2 separate regions of the Homo sapiens genome follow, and region 2 is linked to region 1. The links are chromatin loops, found by intact Hi-C in ENCODE. Cell type or tissue: psoas muscle. All regions are shown on one strand. Links, peaks and the distances in the headings refer to the core of each region. The heading gives the core; the rest is flanking DNA.

Evidence for each region. Hi-C counts contacts between places; a loop is a spot of excess contacts. Peaks named below come from ENCODE experiments on the same cell type or tissue, not always from the same donor. Only the 100,000 strongest peaks of a DNase experiment are listed, where the experiment ranks them.
Region 2: a loop joins it to region 1, with 2.3 times the contacts of the local background. A loop is called at or near these places in 2 of 110 quality-filtered maps.

Annotation. Positions count from the first base shown.
Region 1 is chr18:2,146,161-2,150,562 of GRCh38, forward strand. No RefSeq gene overlaps it. Among named protein-coding and RNA genes, the nearest start is that of METTL4, 420 kb to the right of the region's middle. In psoas muscle, for the core only: no CTCF peak of the experiment used is centred there; a DNase peak (open chromatin) is centred at 1,901.
Region 2 is chr18:2,086,632-2,091,033 of GRCh38, forward strand. All of the region lies in intron 2 of LOC105371956 (a long non-coding RNA gene), which reads right to left. Among named protein-coding and RNA genes, the nearest start is that of METTL4, 480 kb to the right of the region's middle. In psoas muscle, for the core only: no CTCF peak of the experiment used is centred there; a DNase peak (open chromatin) is centred at 1,810.

The DNA of each region.
Region 1 (4,402 bases), core at 120-4,119:
TTCATGAGATGTGCTACAGTGCACTTTTTCAGTTTATCTGATGAAGTGCCCTTCAAATTTGATGCAGGGCCTCCATCTTGAGGTACTTTTCCAGAGGCAGTGATGACTAAGCCCTGGGCTATCCCCAGTATCTCATTTCGTTGCCTTTGAGTTGCCAGGTGCTCCATCTGCAAGGTGGATGATTAGAGCTGTGGGTCCAGCTCTAGTCAGGAAGTCAGGAAACAATGTACACCAGCCTGTTCATGGGCTGAACTCTAGATCTTGACCACACCAGCATGGAAGTAACTAAACACAGACACGACTTATATTAGGATTTGTTTGTTTGTTTGTTTGTTTGTTGGAGACAGGGCCTGGCTCTGTCGCCCAGGCTGGAGTGCAGTGGCATGATCATAGCTCACTGCAGCCTCAAACTCCTGGCCTCAAACCATCCTTCTGCCTCAGCCTCCCAACTACCTAGGACTACAAGCACATACTAACAGGCCAGGCTAATTTTTAAAATTTGTTTTTGGAGATGGGGTCTTGCTGTGTTGCCCAGGCTAGTCTTGAATTCCTGGCCGCAAGAGATCCTCCCATCCCATTCTCCCAAAGTGCTGACATTACAGGAATGAGCCACCATGCTCAGCCCCTATCAATATTTTTAATAACCGTTTGTAGCAAAACTTTTTTTTGAGACAGGGTTTTGCTCTGCTGCACAGTGTAACAAAACTTTTAAGAAACCCCAAAACATGGACTGACTGAGCTACCTAAAAGTATTAGTCACCCAATCTTCAGCAAACAGTTAACAGCAAAAATAAATATATCTTCTCATGGCAGCCCAAAAAAATAAATAAGTGAAGGAACATTATACAGGGAAACCGCAGTGCATTGACTTTACCTTTATGATGATTTTATATACCAGCATCATAAAAAATTTCCTAAAGGCTAAGCTGAAACTAAACTGCTGCTCTGATCCATGAATATACCAACATTCAAAATAAATCAAACACATCAGGAAGATCCGTGCCTTTCCCTTATACTCCTGGTTTGAAACACCAGTGGAAAGGACAAAAAATAAACTTTGATTATCAAGAATTTCTTGAAAAGGAAGAACACACAATAACTATTTTTTTTAAATTATAAGGCAAATACAAAATCTGATTGATTTTAATTGTTTACATTGATTTATATTCTGTTTAATGTTTCCTTTTCTCCCACTAAATTGCTGTGGAAACCTCATTTAATAGATAAGAAAACAGTATATGGAATTAATCATTGCTAATTAAATTGCATTTAACATCTGCTGAAGACTTAGAAATGTGAAGGTTTGCGGGAGATTTTGAATCTTTATTCTCATCTCAGAGCCAGGATATCATCCCCATACCCACAGTATTTGCCAGACAATCGGGATTAGTCAGCCAAGGAAGATGGATGAAGTGTTCCTTTTGTGGGAGCTATTTATGTACTTGTTGGATTGTCACTAAGTAAAGATAGTTTAAATGTGCATTTCCGCAAGGCGAAAGAATGAACCACAGTATCTCAGAGGGTGGCTTGTAACCATATGCTTTTTGATCTATTCAAGTTCTTTCCCCCGACTATTTACAACTAGTTGGAGAGCAAAAGAGTCGGGGAGGCTCCCAGAAATGATGTAATTGAGTATTTCCATTATATTAATGTACTGCTGCATAATAAACCGCCCCAAAACTTAGAGGCTTAAACCAATGACTTATTATTTCTCATGATTCTGAGCTTGATTGGGTAATATTTCTTCTCTTTGTGGTGAGGCTAGAATCATTCATTCGGCTGCATTTAACTGGGAGCTTTGCCTCCCTGAAGTACCTCCCATCATTCAGCAGTTTAGCCCAAACTTCTTTATGACACAGCCCCTGGCCTCAAACTCCTGGCCTCAAGCCATCCTTCTGGCTTCCAAGAGGGAGTGTTACAAATGTGCAGCACTCAGCATGCCTCCACTTGCTTCATGCATGTACCAATGGCCAGAGCAAGTCCCATGGCTGAGCTCAGCAGCAGTCATGAAGAGGATTGCACAGAGTATAAATATCAGGAGTGCGGTCATTGGGGAGCACCAACATTGCAACCTCTTCCATCCAGTCCTCTAGTGAAGGCAAAATACCTCAAACTAAGTAGACACCTCGATTATCCTTCAACATGTTAATCAGATGGAACACATTAGCACAACAGCTCATTTAAATGCAAGACAATATTTGTTAGAAAGTGCTTCCTCTGCCTCCTTCCAACTTCCACCCATTAATTCTATTCCTGCTTTCTTAAGAAACAGAAAAGACTAATTTATTTTCTCTTTCCAAAGATAACACTTAAAAATCCATTAAAAGGATGTCATGTTTCTCCAAACTCTTTCAAGAGTCCATGTCTTCTATTTTCTGGCCACAGCATTTTCAGTTTCTTCCCACTAGCCTGGTCAAACTACCAACGGCAATGGATAGCTCAGTTCTATTTAAGATAAGCTTGGCTGTTCTCTTAAGTGTCTTGCAGCAGAAATACTGGCCCATTCAAAATAGTTGGGCTAACTTTTAAAACAACAACTAAGCGTCTTCCAAGACAGTTACAAAAGACTAAATAAAACACAGAGGAAAACAAAAAAGAGGGAGCTCAAAATGGGAGCTTGGCTCTGACAGGTGAATTTTCACACAGAACTGCGGCACTGAGAACAAAACTAGCCTAGAACCACTTGTGCTATGTCATGTGGAGGTCATTCAAATGCACAGGATACAGAAACTCTTCAACGGTCTAGTCATTTCACACTACGTCGAAGCAAACCACAAAAGCAGGCCCAGGAAATTAGATTTCTCCAAGGATGGACCCAGACGACTCAGCCTGAATAAAATGATCCAAGTATGATTCTGATCCTATTCAGATATTCCCCCAGGAATACTCCAGAAGGTCTCTACAAATTCAAGTCTTTTGCAATAAACTACAGAGGCCAGAAAAGACTACAACCACTCTTGCCCAACTCAGACTATTTCAGGAAACTGTCAAACCCAAAATTGTACATTGCCTATGGAGAATTATCTGGATCTGTGAAATCATTCACTTGAACTGATTTGCTGGAGGACTTTTAGGTCAGATATATAGGTAACCTCACACTGGAACCAGCTAAACAGAAACATAAATGACAGACAAACCTCTAATCCATGCTGCAGCCAAAACAATAATAAGGCGCTATGAATTCAAGTCTCTTCTGCAGTACTAGGCAACTAAGGGCAATTGGCTGATGGCATCTGGGTCTCTTCATCAATAATATTTCCATACTAAGACTTGATAATTTGAGAAAAAAACTTAGCCTCAAGTCCTGGTTAAGTCTCTGTTAGTTCAAAACCTCTCTGCTCTCCTAATTTAATATTGTTATTAGTTGAACTCCATAAAAACGAGCTCTAAGACAAAGACAAGCACACAAGAAATTTATTGAAAAACTCTTGGGACCAATATTTGTGTAAGGAAAGGAAAGGGAACAAAGCATGGTTGGGCAGAAGCAGAAGATGACTTCAACAAAGACCTCGGCTAACCCCTTGGGGAACTCAAGCTGGGATGACCCTTCTGGGTCCAGAGTAGGGCTGTGAAGGACAGGGCTTTACACATTTGCATTGACATTCATAGGATGCCACCTTCCCTGGAAAGGGGCGTGATCTTGAGCAAGGAAGGCCTCTCAACCAAGGCACTTTGCAGAAGGCTATGAGCTGAGGTGTGTCTTCTTATACCACTTCCAGCAGCTGGAGAATAAGTATTTCATTTCAGAAGGAAAATCTGGGCAGCATATGCCAGAGCCAACTCTCCATATTTAATGAGATATTCTTTCTACAGCCTCACGGGTGATGTACAGCTCCCCCACAAAAAAAGTACACACTTTATTTTATACAATTTGACTCATACTCTGTTTAGCCACAGTTTGAGACCAACGTCTAAATTAAGGATTCAGAAACTGCGTTTCAAACTGATTAGGTAGCTTCATATCCAAAATTCATACCAGATACATCAAATTCGTAAGTGCTCCTTCTTTCTGAATCCCTAATGCAATTGTCTTTGGGGCAAATATTTAATAAAAATACCACTGGCGTAATCAGGTTGCATCTGCTGAACAGGTCTACACAGAAAAATTAACAAAGCCAAAGAATAATTTATTGATTTTGAAGCAACTGGCTTTTTGAACAAGATTTCACTAAATCTTAATATAAAAATATAACAGGACATGAAGATACTATATTATTTTTTATTGTGTCTTTATCCCCCAAAATAAGCAAACAAACAAATAAATAAAACATTGCCCATTGTCGGTTCAGTATGCCCAATTAGTCGGAACAATTGTTTTAGCACTAAGGAGACTTTTTCTTACTCTCAATTTATTAAAGATTTCACCCCAAATTGGGATGTTTAATTTAAAGTAGCACATGCA
Region 2 (4,402 bases), core at 187-4,186, 59 kb before region 1:
TTACATCATTTTTCTTTGGAAGTTTGAAATAAAGAGTTGAAACCAGTTTCTGAGAGAAACTACTGTTATCTGATAAAATAATTTATGAGGCAATAATGAGGGAAATGTTAATGAACATTCCCAGATTATGTACATCTAGCCTTCTTTCCTGAACCTTCCTGAGTGCAAATAGATCATGTATTACTGATTCCCTAGTAATGGATAAGTCATCATTAGGACCTAAGGTGTTCCAATGTGGAAATTGCTATTAATACTTTTGGCATCCTATATTAAATGTGTTCTTTAATAGAATGATTACTTCTTATTTATATAAAAAATACCTTATCATTATTTTTATTATTATTATTTTTTTAAGACAGAGTCTTGTTCTATTGCCCAGGCTGAAGTGCAGTGGCAACATCACAGCTCACTGCAACCTCCACCTCCTGGGTTCAAGCGATTCTCCTGCATGAGCCTCCTGAGTAGCTGAGACTCTAGGCATGCACCACCATGCCTGGCTAATTTTTGTATTTTTTTTTAGTAGAGATCAGGTTTCACCATGTTGGGCAAGCTGGTCTTGAACTCCTGACCTCCCTTTGATCCACCTGCCTTGGCCTCCCAAGGTGCTGGGATAACTGGTGTGAGCCACCACGCCCAGCCAAAATACTTTATCATTATTTAAAGCCCAAATACACTGACACGCATGGTCCCAATTTCTGAGCTTAAGAACAATTTAACCAAACTACAATTTCAAAGTAATGCATGATGCTAACAACATCATAGTGTGAAAATGAAAGTGTTCCTTGGTAGCCTGAGACACAATGTCCTATCCAGACACAGGCACATGGAAAATAGGTATCAAAAGCAAGGCCTCTGTCAGTTGTGATGAAGGATTCTGCCCTTTGCAATAAACACAGTTGTCTGGCATGAGTCAGAAAAGTTGCTTTCTCCTGAACGACAGCACTAACCAGTTTGTCATCTTGCTAATGGCTAGTTCTCTTCACCATTCCATCAGTGATATGGTTTGGCTGTGTCCCCACCCAAATGTCATCTTGAATTGTAGCTCCCATAATTCCCACATGTTGTGAGAGGGACCCAGTGGAAGATAATTGAATCACGGGAAGGGTTCCCCATACTGTTGCCCTGAAAGTGAAGAAGTCTCACGATATCTGATGGTTTAACAAGGGGTTTCCACTTTTGCTTGGCTCTCATTCTCTTTTGCCGCCACCATGTTAAGAAGTGCCTTTTGCCTTCCACCAAGATTGTGAGGCCTCTCCAGCCGTGTAGAACTGTGAGTCCGTTAAGCCTCTTTTTCTTTACAAATTACCCAGTCTCGGGTATGTCTTTATCAACAGTGAATGTTGAATGATGAATACAGTCAGTTTTGCTGAGTCTCATCTCTAAGGCTGTTGGAGGCTGCTGCACTGCTGCACTGCTCCACTGACTGTGGCCTGTCTCTGCGTGAGAGTCAGTGCAACTATTCTAGGCTTAGTGACAGAGAACATGAACAATTCACTCTCCCCTCAATCCCAGTGCACAGAAGGGAGGAACTGGAGAAGTTTATTTCAGTTAATGAATCACATAGAAGCTGATAACATAATCAAGAGAGAAGAGACAGAAACAATGATCCAGTGTTGCCCTTGGTCCAATTGAGGACTCAATATGTTTTTCCTGTTTTTACTAACTGCCATTTCTTTTTCCTTATGTAGTCTGCCTTAACATAACTACTCCCTCAAGAACATTACCAAATTTCTTGAAACTCTCTCAGTTTTCCTCCTTTCTGGTCCTCTCTCTCCTTGCTCAAGCCTGAACCAATGGCTCTCAGGCTGACTGCCCAGCTGTCATCACAGGAACTTGCTTCATTCCTCTCCTGAGCAGGATCAACTGTTTCCTCATTGCCATCTGTTGTTCTGGCTTGCTTTGCTCCTCATTTCACTCTAGTTCATCTTTAAGTAATTTCTTACGTAAGACTTAGGACTTAGGAAGTATGGTAGGTAACTTTCTGAGCCTTTGACCATCTGGAAATGTTGCTAACCTATTGTGCACTTGATTGTAAGATTGGCTGGGCATAGAATTCTAGGTTAAAATAATCTTCCTTCAGATTTTTTAAACTATGGCCTTGCTGTCCTCTGGTGCAAGATATACATGTTGAGAAATCAGATGCAGTTCCAACCTTCTTGTTGTTTTTCTCTGAAATTGTTCAGGAAATATTCTTTGCTCTTGATATTCTAGAACTGAAAGTGTCAATCTTACCCAACCTCTTCCCTGATTTAAGGAAAACCCACTTCAAACAAACTTAGAGACTTCGAATCTTTCCAAAGTTTCATTAGAATGAGTTAGCTTCTGTTTAACACAGGACACCACAACAGAAATGTATCATGGCATCTCTTTGGTGCTAAAAACATTGAAGAAATTGTGAAATTGCATTTTCAAAATTATGTGTTGTGGATAGAGTTATTATTTACCCAAGTATCCATTTTTATAAGTTGTTTCCTAAAACAAGCATCAAACACTCACATAGCACTTACTATATATTATAAAACATTCTAAATACGTTACAGCTTGCTCTTACACCGTGTAATTCTCATAACAGCCCTGTGAGAGAGCTTCTGTTATTATCTCTATTTTGGAGATGAGCAAACTGAGAACCAGAGGGGTTAAACTATTCATAAAGAAAACACAGCTAGTGTAGAGTAAATACACCTTATAGCAATAACAAGCAAACCCTTAGAATGACCGTGTATGGCACATGCACCTGACTATGTGCTCTGAGCTAGGGAATCCAGAAGTGGCCAACTCAGAGATACATTTGTTATCTATGAGAAACATCTGGCACCCCATTCACTGCCCCCCCACCCACTCACCCGCTGCCCACTGCCCCACCATCATCCTGTGGAATACAAGCTGTACAGGGGATTGAGGCCCTGAGTTTTGGGTTAAATGAAGGTTGCCAGGTGGAGGGTGTTAGGGCGGGTGTTGAATGAAAATGCTGTATCAACTGCATGCTGTTTACAAGCAGTTGTGGTTTTCCTGCCCAGCCCACTGCCACTGAACTGCAGGAAGTGGGGTATGCTGTCCAGCCCACCACCATGGACTCTCTCCCCTGTATATAATCCCTTAGTATAAGCCATGTCTTGCTTTCTGGTTCTGGGTCTCTTCTTCCACCTCTTGAACCTGGTGCCTTCCCTAATGAGGTTAAGAGGGGTTCGGTACAACCGCTGGTAAATGGCTGATTCAGGATTTGCACCCAGGAAATCTTGCTGAGGAGACCATAAGCACTGAGGTATGTTGCCTCTCATGAGCTAAACACATCAGGCTCTTTAAACATTATCTTACCTTACAGTTATACAATGAGCATTTGAACATGACAAATGAATAAAAAGCCCTAACATGAAAAGATGATGCTGTTTATGCTCCCATCTTCCTCAAAGTAGTGCTTCCTAAATTGTGTAAGTTCTTCACCTACTTAGCATTCAATACATTTGGAGCCTTAGTGAGTGTTAAATTGATGCTTCTGCTGCTGACACTGCTCTAAGCCTTGCAGTATAATGAGGCCCTCAGAAGAAAAGAAACCACTTATTTTATTAGTCAACTCAAAACATCTTTCCCTCTATTTTACAGATAAATCGAATCAGCATAAATGCTCAAGACTATACAATTTCCAGAAATTTAAGATTTTAAGTATCTTTTTAGAAGAGAATAGTTTGCATTGACTAATATTTAATTTTGAAATTTCCCCTTCTCTCCTGGGTTTTTTGATTTTAAATAAGAAAAAAAACTTAACAAAGGTCGTGTTTTAAAGTATTATTTTTTATCTTCCTATCTATTTTCACAAAGTCATTCAGTGAGCTTCACCTTTCATTTTTTATCTGCTCCATCCCAGAACCAATATCTTCCTCAGGGAGCCATCCTGGTGGCTTGACCCCCATGTGACCTAGGTTTCAGTCCCACCTCTGACTCTTCGTAACTATGAAACCTGAAGCAAATTAAGTACCACCTTCTCTGAAATTCAGTTTTCTCATTTATAAAGAATTAATAATTTCTCCCTTGCAGACTTGTTGTGAAAATTAGTGGCAACATACATGAAGGATTTGATCCAGAATGTATACTCAGTAGACAGCATTTGTTCTATCTCAGTATGTCTTAAGAAAAAGAAGATGCATTTTGTCTTTAAATGCAAATGGTCTAACTAGAAGTTTTACCATAAACTAAGTATCCCAAAGTTTGAAAAAAAAATCAAGAGATAATTCCTGGAGTCAAGCCTCTCTACTCCAAGTCATGAAAATGAGTTCAACATCTCAAGAATGAGATTTGTTAAATTGATCGTTTGGGATGAAATCAAGCAAAGAGAATACTAGGCAAACTTTTAAGATTTCTTCCTAAATACAGATCTCTAATTATAATTATTGAGCAGATTCTTTGC